Regions from separate parts of the Homo sapiens genome. Here regions 2, 3 and 4 are each linked to region 1. The links are chromatin contacts, found by Hi-C or POLR2A ChIA-PET in ENCODE. All regions are on one chromosome and are shown on one strand. The core of a region is the stretch at or near the end of the contact, and the rest is flanking DNA. Distances in the headings are between cores, read along the strand shown.

Evidence for each region. Hi-C counts contacts between places; a loop is a spot of excess contacts on that map. ChIA-PET counts read pairs that join two places held with the same protein, here RNA polymerase II (POLR2A). Pooled maps may share reads with other maps.
Region 2: a loop to region 1 is called in a pooled map, with 4 times the contacts of the local background. The contact joins two enhancer-like sites. A Hi-C loop is called at or near these places in 3 of 37 single-sample maps with no recorded cell type and 2 of 50 pooled maps.
Region 3: a pooled map shows a loop between it and region 1 (2.8-fold over the local background). The contact joins two enhancer-like sites. A Hi-C loop is called at or near these places in 3 of 37 single-sample maps with no recorded cell type and 4 of 50 pooled maps. POLR2A ChIA-PET finds 5 or more read pairs at or near these places in 1 of 52 experiments (activated CD4-positive, alpha-beta memory T cell).
Region 4: a loop to region 1 is called in a pooled map, with 4 times the contacts of the local background. The contact joins two enhancer-like sites. A Hi-C loop is called at or near these places in 1 of 168 maps with a recorded cell type or tissue (PC-9) and 2 of 50 pooled maps. POLR2A ChIA-PET finds 5 or more read pairs at or near these places in 1 of 52 experiments (PC-3).

What each region holds. Positions count from the first base shown.
Region 1 is chr4:14,176,772-14,180,303 of GRCh38, forward strand. All of the region lies in intron 1 of LOC124900670 (a long non-coding RNA gene), which reads left to right. Among named protein-coding and RNA genes, the nearest start is that of LINC01085, 67 kb to the left of the region's middle. RefSeq lists an enhancer at 1,734-2,028. Within about 2 kb of position 1,725, at least 4 of the 41 ENCODE cell types and tissues checked have a DNase peak (open chromatin) inside an H3K27ac peak, as active enhancers do; they include PC-3, where a contact is called at or near this core.
Region 2 is chr4:15,148,209-15,151,740 of GRCh38, forward strand. All of the region lies in intron 2 of C1QTNF7-AS1 (C1QTNF7 antisense RNA 1), which reads right to left. Among named protein-coding and RNA genes, the nearest start is that of CPEB2, 150 kb to the left of the region's middle. RefSeq lists enhancers at 812-1,768, 1,604-2,803, 1,769-2,725, 1,861-2,000. Within about 2 kb of position 1,828, at least 19 of the 41 ENCODE cell types and tissues checked have a DNase peak (open chromatin) inside an H3K27ac peak, as active enhancers do.
Region 3 is chr4:13,599,906-13,603,437 of GRCh38, forward strand. BOD1L1 (biorientation of chromosomes in cell division 1 like 1) reads right to left here. Exons shown (of 26, transcript NM_148894.3): 10 at 1-3,532. Among named protein-coding and RNA genes, the nearest start is that of BOD1L1, 26 kb to the right of the region's middle. RefSeq lists enhancers at 1-258, 1,351-1,420. Within about 2 kb of position 2,011, at least 4 of the 41 ENCODE cell types and tissues checked have a DNase peak (open chromatin) inside an H3K27ac peak, as active enhancers do.
Region 4 is chr4:14,724,941-14,728,472 of GRCh38, forward strand. The region is part of intron 2 of LINC00504 (long intergenic non-protein coding RNA 504); the gene reads right to left. Among named protein-coding and RNA genes, the nearest start is that of LINC00504, 160 kb to the right of the region's middle. Within about 2 kb of position 1,656, at least 3 of the 41 ENCODE cell types and tissues checked have a DNase peak (open chromatin) inside an H3K27ac peak, as active enhancers do; they include PC-3, where a contact is called at or near this core.

The DNA of each region.
Region 1 (3,532 bases), core at 475-2,974:
TCTTATTCCCATTAGTCAGTGAACTGCTATGGGAAACTGCAATGAGAGTCATCCTAAGTCAGGGTTTCTCAACCTCAGCACACTGGTATTTTATGCCAGAGAAGTCATTATTTTGTGGGGCTGTTCTGTACATCGTATGATGTTTAGCAGTATCCATCAGGCCTAACTACTAGAAGCTAGTAGCACATCCTCCGTGTTGTGAAATTAAAAAAAAAAATAGCCAACTTTGTCAAATGTCCCTTCAGGGGCAAATTATCCCTGTTTGAGAACCGCTGCTATATGATACGTTGGGAAACCGAGGACACTGGAGAGGTCATCAGTGGAAATTGTTGTTCCACATAACATTTCTTACTTTAAAAGGATCTGTAAAGAATACAGAATATCATATTTACAAATACAAACATTGATTTTTATAAAAGAGATTTCCATGTGGATTCAATGGCTGATCCTCATCTCAGACTCCTTGAAAAGCCTTGCATTTAGGGACTTGGGGTAGAAAAACAACCCAATCAAGAAGGGAGAGAAGATCATTCAGAAATGTAGGCTGAGACTCACAGCTTAGAATAGCTGTGCTGGTAAGGGAAGAATTTTAGGGACATAACTCCCAAAAGAGAGAAAGAAGAGGATATGGGCCAGCCATGGCCCCAGGGAGAAGCAACAATTATTGACTAGCATCAGAGGCTCAAACTGAGGCAGGCTGACCTCTGGGAGTAAGGAGGGATGGAAGGTGAGTCAGTGGAGCAGGAGAGAAAACCAATTTGGGGAAGCTTTGCTTAGAAAGGAATGAAAGTTAGGGCCTGATAGGTAAAGCAGAAGAAAAGGAAAATTTAAATACTGTCTTCACAGAATGATTCCAGAACTTGACAGGCCAGATTGTAGCACAATTAAAGGTGTAAAAAGTTGTATGGCTAAAGGAATTTAACCACTTTGAAGTTTATACACCACACAAAGCAAAGAGAGGAGGTAATTGGCCAGAACTCTAGTTTTGGTTGTTTTAGAGCATGGAAAGAAAAACAGTCACAGGATGGATCTTCCTTTCTTGCTGGCACTTCTTTGAGAAATCACAAGAAAGAAGAGGCCTTTCTAAGGCTTTGGAGAGCCAGATGGTTCTTTAAACATGGACTTTCCTCAGGCCTTTAGCCAGGGAAGTCCTGTGCTAGTAAAAATTTAACAACTGACTTTCTGGGACAAAACAAAACCCTCTAATTTGTGATGTTTACTGATCTCCATGGTGTGAATACTTTCACATGGCTCATTTCTAGCTAACATCAAGAAGTCACTGAACAAGGAATTGGGAAGAGCTGCATTCAATTGGTCTTGCTTGCCTGTGTGACCCAGTGTGAGCTGGTTTCAGCACACCAGTGTAGTCTTGGTCTCCTTTGTCATTTTTTTCTGAATGCCGTCTTTCCAGTATGCAGGCTTTGACTAAGCATTTAGGCAGAACTGAAACATTCAAATTAATGCCATTTCAGGTACCCACTGGTCTCAAGGTGGTAGTTTCTATCTTTGTGACTTGCCATCCATACCACCCCTTTCGACGTACACTGCTTTCTAGCAGCAGAAAGCCAGCTTGAAACTTCTGTGACAAATGAGGTCCACCAAAAATTTTTAGAACAACAAAAAATAAACTAGTAGGGAAAAAGTGGCCTAAATAAATGGGTCATGCAAGTAGAATTAAAATTGTAATTTTTGCTATTTGGTGATTTGGAGAAGACTTAGCTTTTATGCATTTTGACAGAGTAGCAGCTGTTGTTATCTCTGTAACCGGGGTGTCAGAAGTAAAATGTCAAAGGTAGAGGCACTTCCTGCTTGGTTAGTCATCTGCATTTCCTGACAAAGGCCCAAGAGGAAATGGTTTCTATTCCTTGAGAAAGAAGCAAGGGAGGGGCAAGGACAGGAGTCCTGGCTGAATTCACTGTATCTAAAAGTCTTTCATTCTGCTGAATTTACATCATGAGACTGAGGCCTTGTAAAAGCTTCCTAACATAAGAAAAATGGTCTTGGATAAAACCTTCATGTTCCTTTGTCTTTTGTTTTTTGTGCATTACTAGGATTTCAGGAGTAAAATTTCATACACCAGTGTTATTAATTTAAGAATCCAAGTGGCCACACTCATCATATAGTCTGATTGTCCACTTCTGAAAACTTTTGGGGAGTATTTTTAAAATAATACATTTCAAGTACCCATTGTCTCAAGGTGGTACTTTCCATTTTTGTGTCTTTCCATATATAGTGCCCCTTAGAATATACAGGAATGGTACACTCCAGCAGCAGAAAGCCAACTTGAAACTCCTGGGTCACATACAGTCTATCAAAGATTTTTAGAACAAAAAAATAAACTAATAGGAGTTAGTTTATTCCTATGCTATCAAAATATATTTAAAAATTAACAGTGAATAATGAAGAGGCAAAAACCTATAACATGAGACACACCTACACAATTTCGTCTTTTTCATTCTAGCATTTTTACTATTTTTTTCTACTATGTTGTTTTATCCCCCAAGTGTTTAGAACAGTGAAATGTGTTTCCAGTTTATATTCTCTTTATGAAAAACAGCATTACTGAATAGATGCCAATGAGAAAAATAAACTATTAATATACCCTCTCTTTTTACCTCTTGGTTCCCAACTCCATAAATCAAAGATTTGAATACAGTCTGGTACAAGAAGTGAGAGTATTTAATTCCTAAATTTGAACTCAAGTAAAGGTGTGTGGGCTGGAGAGCTCTTTGGAAAGTGGGAGCAGACCTTTTTGTTTGTTTAACAACTGGATGATGTGGAGTTACCTCATTAGGCCCATGCAGGTTTAATGATGATTTACAGAGAATGCATTGGTAAGTCCCTGCAGAGGGCAAAAAAATGATTTTCCTTGACGATTTCTAAGACATTTGTATCCTCTTCTCCATAATTACCCCATTGGGTTTTGACTCTCTTAATAGCACAGGCATTTTCCTAAACATTTGCATTTTTTTCTGTTATTAATCCTCTTGCACAATGCTCAGTGATTTTTCTTGTTGGAGATCCTATTGCCAGTTTTCACTGGCTCTCACTCATACAGAGCTGGGGGTCATGAGATTTTTATCTTCTACCCCTTATAGCATCTATCCCAGTTGCTAAGAATGCCACTGATAGCTGGCATTTTCAGGATTTGACAATCTACCTTGCCCTTTCACAAACATTTGCTAAGTTGTTCATCACCTCCCTGTGGAGGAAACAGGAGAGAATTTTATTAGGTAGGGTGATACAAGGGGAATCCACACATTGGGAACAATATTGAGTAGCCAGGTTGAAGGTACAGGTCAATCAGCAGTTGTCTTAAAGCTTTCCTAGTATTCTGCTTGCTATTCCCACTCCTTTTGTTTATCTGAAAATATTTATTATCTGTTCAGACAGTGTAATTCACTGGGATGAAGCTCAACACAGGGAATCCCGCATGCCCTTTTCTCATAGAACATTTTAAAATTACCTTTGTAGTTGTGGTTTAGCAGGACAAAACTGGAACCATTCCCCATGTGTCATCTATGTCATCTTG
Region 2 (3,532 bases), core at 578-3,077, 970 kb after region 1:
TGGTTTATGACTGCAGTCACTTGTGTGCTATGTTCTTGCCCCGCAGCATCTGTGCCGAAGGATGTCCTTGATATTTCACTAAGCAAGATGAATATTGGCCAGATGGTGACTTCACAAGGACATAATTCACATAGCATTTTCCTGCCCCGACACAGATTTCTGTGAAGGAATCTTGAATGCCACGCTGAACAAAACAGAACAAGAAAACTCAATGCCCCGAGAAGGCTCAGTCGTCGTAAGTTGAAGATTAATGGTCTCCACAGTGATGCCGACAGCAGCCCAAATGGCAGCCGGATCCCAGGCTCATGCTGCAGATCTTGCCAACCCATCTCTCTGTCGCTTGCAGAGTGAGCTGACATCATCTGAGGCATCTCCAATTCACTTGAGGGGGGAAGGGCACTCCCTGGGCCCCAAAAACACACACCACAGGAAACTGGGTCATTTACTTTTTAAAATGATTAATTTTGTGTAGTGACAGGCTTCGTCAGTACCTGCGTGCTTGGTAATTTTATTTTGATGGTGACCAAGTGAAGAACGTGCCCTAGGCTCCAGCAGCGAGCTCATTCTGGTGCCCTGGAAGGGGAAAATGGGAGAGAAGCAAATCTCTCTCCTTGGAAACTCTTAGCAACACCGAGAAGCCCTGGTATTATCAGGCCGCCAGCAAGTAAGCAAAATGGCCCAGTTCCGAGTTGCTTTAGGAAAGTTCTTACTCCCTGAGAGTACTATGTAGCTGACCTACATGGAGTTAAAAAGGTAGGCATTACACACTTGTCAGTGGTATTTTAAATGTGGTAAGCCTGTCTGGAATTTGTAAAATTTCTACAACCTACACATTTGAGTCCTGAACCATGAAATAAAGATATGGAGAGTGAAGGTCATCCTGCTACTAAAGAAGGTCAACCCAAGACAGTCTGAAAGCAATAGAAGTAGGGGGCCGGGGTGTCACATTCCTGAGGTCTCTGTGTGCAGACTGCCCATGTCCTAGTGATGTGGAGTCAAGACACAAGACATGTCCTCAAGCAGGACCAAAATCATCCCTTCAAAATCACATCGCCATGTTGAATGGTTGCTGTTTGTTTGTTTAGAAGGAATAAATAATAGTGATAAAAGGGATGGAGGCTATTTCTTGTACACCCACTGCGTGTGAGACTCCCTGCTGCACACGCCCCCAGTAACTCCTACAGCCCTCTGCAAGGTGTACCCATCGAGAGATTGTGCCCCCGCATCAGACTGCCTGCTCTGCCACCTTCTGCTGCGTGACCTCACACAACTGACTTAACCGCTCTGAAAGTCAGTTCCCTCGTGGGTTAAACAGAAATAAGAAGAGAACCTAGTTCACAAGCTGGTAAGGACTGAATGAAAGAATGCTTTGAAAGCTTGGTAGAGAGGCTGTCATACACCAAGTGCTCAAAAAAGTCAGCAATCATTATTACTCAGCATGCGTAGCTCTGGAAGTGAAACAGATTCTCACAAACTCTACCAAAGGGTACCTCATTCTTACACGATAAAAATAAGACCAGGCCTTCCTAGGCTGCTGCCTCCTGCCTCCTGCTAGGATGCAAATTCATGGCCAAAAACCCAGTGACAACAGTCCCTCCTTTACCAGCACTATTTGGCAGGCCAAGCTTTGGCAAACAGCCCACCATACCCATTAAAAAAAAACCACCATTGTTTCATCTGGAGGCTTTTTGATCCCCCTAAATAAAATGTTACCACCCTCCCCACCCCACCCCCAGGACAGATTCAGCCTGCAGGGGAGCCAGCTCCTCCTGCTATGTCACTCCAGCCAGGCAGGCCAGGCAGGATGACTCAGCAGAAAAGAGCCTGCTGCGGGGTCCGCCCACCCTCGGGTCAGCTGCGGCCAGAAAAGGAAGGCCTCTGTGAGACAAACAGAAAAGGACACTGCTCAGGTCCCCTGGGTGCAAAGCATCCTTTGTCTGTGGGGACTTCAGACAGGAACCGCCCATGTTGACATTTCAGCTGGCAGAGCAGGCTTGGCCTGGCTGGGAGAGGCAGGAACCCCTGCAGAGGCTACAAAAGATAGTCCACACTTCTTTAGCCCAGCCAGATACCACAGTCCCTGTCCTCTGTACGTATTAATATACATAACCTCAGACTTATGCGTTTTCTATTATTATCCCTACTTTTGAGATGGGGACACTAAAGCACAGAGAAGGCAAATAACTTGTCCAGGGTAACACAGCCATGAAGTGGGGAAGCAGGGCTTACACCAAAGAGTTGTGGCTTCCAAGCAGGTGCACACAGCATCCAGGTCTGTCCTTCTGGCTGCATGTTATTCCCTCCCTCTGCTCTGCTGCTTCTCGGGAGCTCAGAGCCGAAGGCAGCATTTCATGGTTTCTGGAGCCTGGCTCCCTTCCTCCATCCCCTTCACTGCCCAATTACAGGACTCACCCTCTCTTCCCTGGATGCCATCACTACCTTCTAACCAGTTCTCCTTCCACCCAGGTTCACTCTTCTTGACCATCTCATCTCCCATTTGATGCTCCAGCAGCAAATACTGCTTGGAGGGCCCTACACATGCAGAGCTGGCATCACCCATGCCTTGGCTGGCTCATGCTGTCCTGATTGCCCAGAACACCTTTCTTTTCCAGCCTCTGCATGCTCGACTGCTCCTGTAGGACTCACCACCTCCAGGAATCTATTTCCCTTTCCTCAGGCTGGATGAAGTGGCTGGTTGAAGCTCACAGAACATCCAGTGCATATTTCTTGTGTGGCATTTTAGGACCGAGAACTTATCTATGACTTTGCATCTCCCATGCTGGGCATCATCCCTGACATCTAGGATGTGCTCCATAAAAGTCTGTTACATAATGCAAATAAAGGTGGTCTCCATCAGTACTACCAGTCAACATGCTCTACCACTGCAAATCCATGGAGGGTGCATGTGGTTATTGAAAATGCTGCTCTCTAAAAACTTCTAGTTCTCTGCCTTCCAGGCCCACAGTAGAATGGCCCTCCCTTGTTCTGTGAGGTTGGGAGAGGGCCATGTGGTCAGCTCTGGCCAATAAGATGTGAGCGGAAGTGAGTGATGTCACTTCAGTTGAGCATTCAATTACAGGGGTGAGATGCCCAGAGCAGCATTTCCTCCCTTATGGTGACCCAACATGGGAGATGGTGGCTGCTCCATCAACCTGAGGCCCCAAGTGATTGCAAGAAGGAAACTTTGCAATGAATATATAATGTGACCAGGAGGTAAACCTTTGTTGTTTTGAAGCCCCTGAATTTATTTTTTAGCATAACTTATCTAATCCTGAAGGGAATAACTCGAATCTGTTATTAACTCATAAATGTTGTTTTGAACATTTGCCAAGAATGGTCTTTCAAATAGAAGGTGGGATGCAACACCTAACATTCATTCATAATAGTAAACACAACAAGAACTAGCAAAGATTAATGAGTGATTTAGAAATAAATAAATGGTCACGGATGTTCTTTGTGTTTCCAATCAGTACATTCATCTACCAAGCACGCTCAGCCCTTTTATCCTTTTGCTCCTCACCACAAGCCTGAA
Region 3 (3,532 bases), core at 761-3,260, 580 kb before region 1:
TGGAGATGATGGCAGCATCGCTCAAGTCTTCTACTCTTGTGATGGTGAGCCGATCTTCATCCTGGAGGACAGCACCAATCATGACTGCTTCACACCCTTCAGAGGTGCTTGTGGAAATCATGGCGGTGTCACCCATCTCTTCCGCTGGTGTGACTGAGGGGTCGCCTTCCTCTTGAGGGACAGCACTGGACACTGGGCCCTCACAGTCTTCCACCGAGCTCGTAGAGATGATGCCACTCCCGTCTTTTTCTTCCATGACTGTGCCAGCTCGCTCATTTTCACTTTCAACAACTACACCGGAAACAGAAGCCTCACATTCTTCTGCTATGCTAGTGGAAATGAGAGCACATTCATCCTTCTCCTCCTTGCTGGTTGAGGCAAGAGGACTTTCAGCTTCTGGGGGCGCACTGGGCATAGGCCCCTCAAAGTCGGCGGTGCTTATCAAGACTGGACCTGTAGCCCTTTCTTCCACTGCTGCAGCAACCGGCTGAAGACTTTCAGCACACTTGATGGTTGTTGCACTGGAGATAGGCAATTCGAATTCTTCCCCTATGCTTGTGGAAATCATGGCACACTCATCTTTCTCTTCACTTCTGCTGGCAGTGAGTTGGCTGTCATCTCCTGAGACTGCACTGGGCATGGGGGCCTCAAATTCTTCTGTGGTTACTCTGGTACCTTCCATATTTTCTTCAGTTCTCAGAGCATCTGAGAGACCTCCTTCCACATCTGTAATTGCGCTTACCTGAGGGGTGTAATCATTTGTGGTACTGGTGGAAATAATCAAAACTTTGCCTTGATTTTTACCCCCTGCTAAGCTATTCTGGTTGGTAATATCACCACTGGCTGTAGTTGCCATGAGACCATCACACTCTTCATTTTCTACAGAGGTGATGATGTCCTCATCTTCTTTTTCACTTGGTGATGTGTGAGCAACTTCACATTCTGGGACTTCACCAGATACAAGAACATCGTAACTACCCCCGACCAGGCCAGTGGAAATAGTGGTATCTTCAACTTTTTCGAGCTGACTGTCACTTTGATCAGATGCAGCACTAGTCATAGGACCCTCACAACCTCCTGGAACTGGTGTCACTTCATCCTTTCCTGAGACTGCACTGGTCACACTGCTTTCTACAATCCCTTTTGCACTGGAGCAGATATCTGTGTCTTTACTTCCTTTCTCTGTGCCACTCATGCTGTCAACATTATTTTCATTTGCATTCATGATGGCAGCTCCAGCCTCAGCTTCCACATGCTCTACCACAGTACCAATCTGACTGTCCCCTTCTGCACTTTCACAAATCAAGACCCCTTCACTTTCTTCTCCTAACCCTGTACAAGTTGAAGCATGCCCAATTTCATTTCCTCTTCCAGTACTAGTCACAACATCCTCCCCTTCCTCGTCTTCCTCTTTTGCGCCTGTGCTAGTCACAATGCCTTCATCATCACAAGGACCAGCAGCAACTAATGGTACATTAGTGCCTTCTTTGGCCACTGTGCTGTCCATTGCACTCTCTCCATTTTCTTCCGATTCAGAACTTATAGCAAAGCCTTCGCTGCTATCTTCTGAACCTGTGCAACTTGCTGGCCCCTCTCCATCTTCTGTTATCCCCGTGCTGGTGACTGCACTCTCACCTTCTGTACCATCATTCACAGAACCATCTCCTTCTTGGCTGGCACTTGTTCCTGGTGGTGCATCATTATCTCCCAGGACAACACCTGCACCTGTAACCATGCGTTCCTCCCGGGGCCCTGCTCCAGTTACTGAGCAGATCACAAAGTTATCACTTCTGCCTTCTGCTCCTGTACATGTCACAGTGCCCTCTGTTTCTTTTTTGGGACCCATTCTCATCATATTTCCCTGGGAGCCATCCACCTCTTCACTGCTTATAGATCCTGCTCTTATCTCTGTTCCAGCACTTGTAACTGCTCCATCACTTTCAACTTCACTAATAAAAGTAATAGTTCCTTCAACTATTTCTGAGTCTCTACTTAAAGAACCATCACATTTTTCTTCAGAGCCTGCACTGGTTACAGCATCATCCTTTTCCTCTGTCACAACGCTATTTACATTGGCTTCGATTTTAACTGCATGCACAGCCAGTAGGTCTGCTGCTCTGTCCTCAGATTCAGCCACAGCACACTCCCCACTTTCCCCTTCCTTAGTGCTTGTGAGGAAGGTTTCACTTTCAGCAAATCCCTCTGTGACAACAGCCCCACCTTCTTCAGCTGCAGCAAAAACAGTGCATTCACTGGCTTCTGCACCAACATGAAGAGGATTATTTCTGGAATGTGTTCCTATTATGAGGCCTTCATCTGCCTCAATGCTGGTGCAAGGCAAAGCCACCTCACTTTGTCTTGTTTCTGAAGAAGTGGTTGTGGCAGGCCCAGCCTTCACTGGACTTAAGGTGACATCTTTGTCCTTCCCTTCAGTACTAGTGGCAACAGAAGTCTTTTCTGCTCTCCTAGGCCCAGTTGCCACATCCTCAGTTTGTCCGTTCCTTTGGTGTAAAACAGAGGGTGCAGAGCCACTTCCAGCACTGGTGTCTACCTCACTGTTTTCATTCCTTCTTTCAACATCAATTGATATGTCTTTTACTTTACCTGGGCTTCTTTTATGCTTAAGTTTGACAGTTTCAGCATATTTTTCTGTATTCAGGCCTACAACATGATCAACAGCAATGCCATCCTTCTTGCCATTCTCTACTGTTGCTTTAATTGTCTGCTTTAAATTGGGCTCTGCATTTAAGTCATTTTCTTTCTTGGCCATGTCCACTAAGCCACCTTCTTTGGTAATATTCTCATTTTCCACAATCACGCCCGTTAACTTACTTCCAAGAGGCATGATTACCTTTCCTTGTTTACCATCCAATAAAGTAGCCTGGTGAGCTTCTGGAATGTGTCTTTTGCTAGTGATGCTTGCTTTTGCTGGTGTATCTACTGTGAAACCTTCACCACCTTCTTTGCTGTCACTTGTCTTAAGGACTTCTGATTCCCTAACAGTCAGACTTTGGTTAGGGAGAGCAGAGTGATCCGCAGGGGAGGTGCTGGCTGTGCTACCTTCCAAAACAGTTCTTTTGTCAAACAGAGGAATTACATCTGGATCATACGATTCCCTCAGAGGCACAACAGTCACTGAACTTAAGGATGGTGAGGAGTCTAAATTTGTGGAATGTTCAAGAGTGGCATCTCCTTGAGCAACATGTTCTTCAGCAGCTGTGTTTTTCAAATTCTTCTGTACCCTATCATTTTCTGATGGGGCACTCAGTAACATTCTATGAACAGTTTCAGAATCTATATTCACTTCAGTAGTTCCTCTATGAATGGGTTCTTTCTCCCCAGGGTTCATTTTGGACACAGCACTTTGTATATGCATTTTCTTGGTCAAGGTGCTTCTATGATCGGCATGCTTTTCAGAATTACTATTAACTCCTGTTCCACGGCCTGGCTTATAAGCTGGAGCTGTTGCTTTTGAATCTGCTGTGCAAGTTCTCAATTCATCCTTTTGAACAGTGGCAGAAGTTTTTTGTTT
Region 4 (3,532 bases), core at 406-2,905, 550 kb after region 1:
ACCAAGACCTTCACTTGGCTGGCACCCTTATATCATGTCTCGGCTCAAATGCCCCCACTTAACTGACTATCCAATTTGTCCCCCACCCCCATGCCATGAGGTGCTAACAAAAAACTCACTTTTATTTCATCATAGCTATTGTCATGATCTGAAATTGTCATGTTTATTTCTTTGCATTTGTTTTTATTGTGTGCATTGCCCTACCAAGTTTCTAAATCACATTAGGAAAAGCATTTTACTGCCTTATCTACCCTTTATCCCAACACTTAGCACAATGTCTTCCAAAGGGCAGTGGCTCAATAAGTGAATATCCTGATCATACAAAAGGAAACTATAAGAAATGTTGATTGTTCAGATTTCCCAGACAACTTATCAATCTATAGTGCCCCACTCCAGTCAGAGTACCACCTTCTTCAAAGCCTTCAGTGCTGATGCCTAACTCCTATCCACAGGGCTGGTCTGGACCAGAAATCTGTACCCTGACAGTGCTTCACCTATTTGCAGAGACAGAACTACATTTTTCAGAGTCTAAGTCTTTCAGTCTAATATTTCAGCAAAATATTTTAACACCAATTCTGGCCCTATACATTTATCAAAACTGTTCAGCCCCTTCAAATTCTCTTCTCCCAGGAGAGGTGCTGCAATGCTCCCAATATGGTTTGAATGTTTTCTTGTGTTCTCCCAAGAGTCACATGTTGAAATCTGAGCCCCCAAGGTAATGATATTAGAAGAAAGGATTAAGTCATGAGGATCAAATCCTCATTATTGGGATTAGTGCTATTATAAAAGATGCCCAAGAAAGATCCTTGCTTTTTCCATCATGTGAGGACACAACAAGAAGTCGGCTTTCTGCAAGCCAGGAAACAAGCCCTCACCAGGAAAGATATTGATTGGCATCTTAATCTTGGATTTCCCAGTCTCCAGAACTGTGAGAAATAAATTTCTGTTGTATATAAACTACCCAGTCTATGATATTTTTATTGCAACTCAAACCAACTAAGAAACCCCCTCATTCTTCTTAATCACCAAATAAATAGATGTTAGGTCAAGAAAATATACAAACACACACACCTGTTAGGGGTAAGCATCAATTTTCAAACACAATACAATCTGAATCCATCCTAAGTAGAGGAATAAAAATATTCCTGGGAGCAGGAATATTTTCACAATTGTTATTGCTCATATTGATCATATCATCTTTCAACATTAGAAGAGCAATGGCCATTTCCCTTCAGACTCTGTCCTGTATCACTGGTGATGTATGAGAAACAAGGTGCAGTACAGAACCATCTACTCCCACTGGTCAACTCTTAACTACCAACAGGCCAGTAGAACATTTTACATTATTTTAATTTTGTTCGTTTACTCTTTGGTCCAAGTCACTTCTCTGGTAGATTGTCTTTTTGAGATTCCTAGACACAGAAGAAAGGCTGTGTAAGAATCCATCTGTAATTCTTGGAAAAGTAAGACAGTCATTTTTCCAGGGAGGGTCTTTCTCTCAGGTACAGATAACAGCTAAACAGAATGTTTTAGCTCCTTGGAGAAGAGGCCACTGACACAGCCCACGTGTGACAGGTGGATGAGGCAGAAATGAGAGAAGGTTTCCCAGGCAGGTGATCTAAGAGCCAGCTCTAAATAGTTTATAAGCAAAGAAGATAATTTCAGGCAGAATCTGCATGAGCAAAAGTCTGAAGGCAAGTCATAGCATGAAACAACCCGAGAACCCAGGGAATTTCATGCAGGTGAAGCACAAAGAGGCATAAGAGAAGAGTGGTAATAGATGTGTCTGAAGTGGAAACAACAACAACAAAAAAAGCACCTATCATAAATAACGTAGTAAGTAGTATAAGAAATCCAAACACTTCTCTGAAAACAAAGCAAAAGAGTGACAGGTTTTAAGCAGAGAATGGAACTTGGATTTCAGGATTTTGTTTTAGCACTAGAGTTTGCTTCGACCCTATGTGCCCCTCCCGTTGCTCTCTCCCCTCCCATTGCTGGCCTATACCTGAGCGCTGAGTCATTGCCAGGTGCTAGGACTTCTAAGAACATCAACCACAAATCATTACCTGAGAAACAGGCTTATGTTTTTGTTTTGTGGTTTTTTTTTTTTTCATTTTACAATGGAAGAGACCTAACTGAAGTTCCTAGTAATTAAAATAAGCAAATGCTACTTATGTAATGGATTATTAATTATCCTGCCTGTGCTTCTGAATGTCTTGTTTGAATAGATCTTGATATTTAGAGGGGAATTTTGGTGTCAGAGGTGCCTATCTTCTGCGTCATGCATGACTGTTGATCCTTTTCCAAAACAAATTCAAGTCTGCTGACTAATATTTAGATGATAAACTTGACATTTCCATTTCTTAGGTTATTAATCATGTGCTGTATCCCAACTGAGGTTTGCTTTAAAAAGTCCTCTCATATTATCTACACTTTCTCTTCAAGCATTATAGAAAATGTATCTGTGTGGAATGGGAGAAAATTTTTGCAACCTACTCCTCTGACAAAGGGCTAATATTCAGAATCTACAATGAACTCAAACAAATTTACAAGAAAAAAACAAACAACCCCATCAAAAAGTGGGCAAAGGATATGAATAGACACTTCTCAAAAGAAGACATTTATGCAGCCAAAAAACACAGGAAAAAATGCTCATCATCACTGACCATCAGAGAAATGCAAATCAAAACCACAATGAGAACCATCTCACACCAGTTAGAATGGTGATCATTAAACAGTCAGGAAACAACAGGTGCTGGAGAGGATGTGGAGAAATAGGAACACTTTTACACTGTTGGTGGGACTGTAAACTAGTTCAACCATTGTGGAAGTCAGTGTGGCGATTCCTCAGGGATGTAGAACTAGAAATACCATTTGACCCAGCCATCCCATTACTGGGTATATACCCAAAGGACTATAAATCATGCTGCTATAAAGACACATGCACACGTATGTTTATTGCGGCATTATTCACAATAGCAAAGACTTGGAACCAACCCAAATGTCCAACAATGATAGACAGGGTTAAGAAAATGTGGCACATATACACCATGGAATACTATGCAGCCATAAAAAATGATGAGTTCATGTCCTTTGTGGGGACATGGATGAAGCTGGAAACCATCATTCTCAGTAAACTATCGCAAGGACAAAAAACCAAACACTGCATGTTCTCACTCATAGGTGGGAATTGAACAATGAGAACACATGGACACAGGAAGGGGAACATCACACACTGGGGACTGTTGTGGGGGAGGGGGAGGGGGGAGGGATAGCATTAGGTGATATACCTAATGCTAAATGATGAGTTAATGGGTGCAGCACACCAACATGGCACATGTATATATATGTAACTAACCTGCACGTTGTGCACATGTACCCTAAAACTTGAAGTGCAATAATAATTAAAAAATAAATAAATAATAAAAAAAAAAGAAAATGTATCTGTGTGTTGAACCAGCTTCTTTCCCAATAATGTTCCCAGCAAGCCAGGTAAGGAAAGAAGCAATGTTTAATTATGTTAACCTGTCTC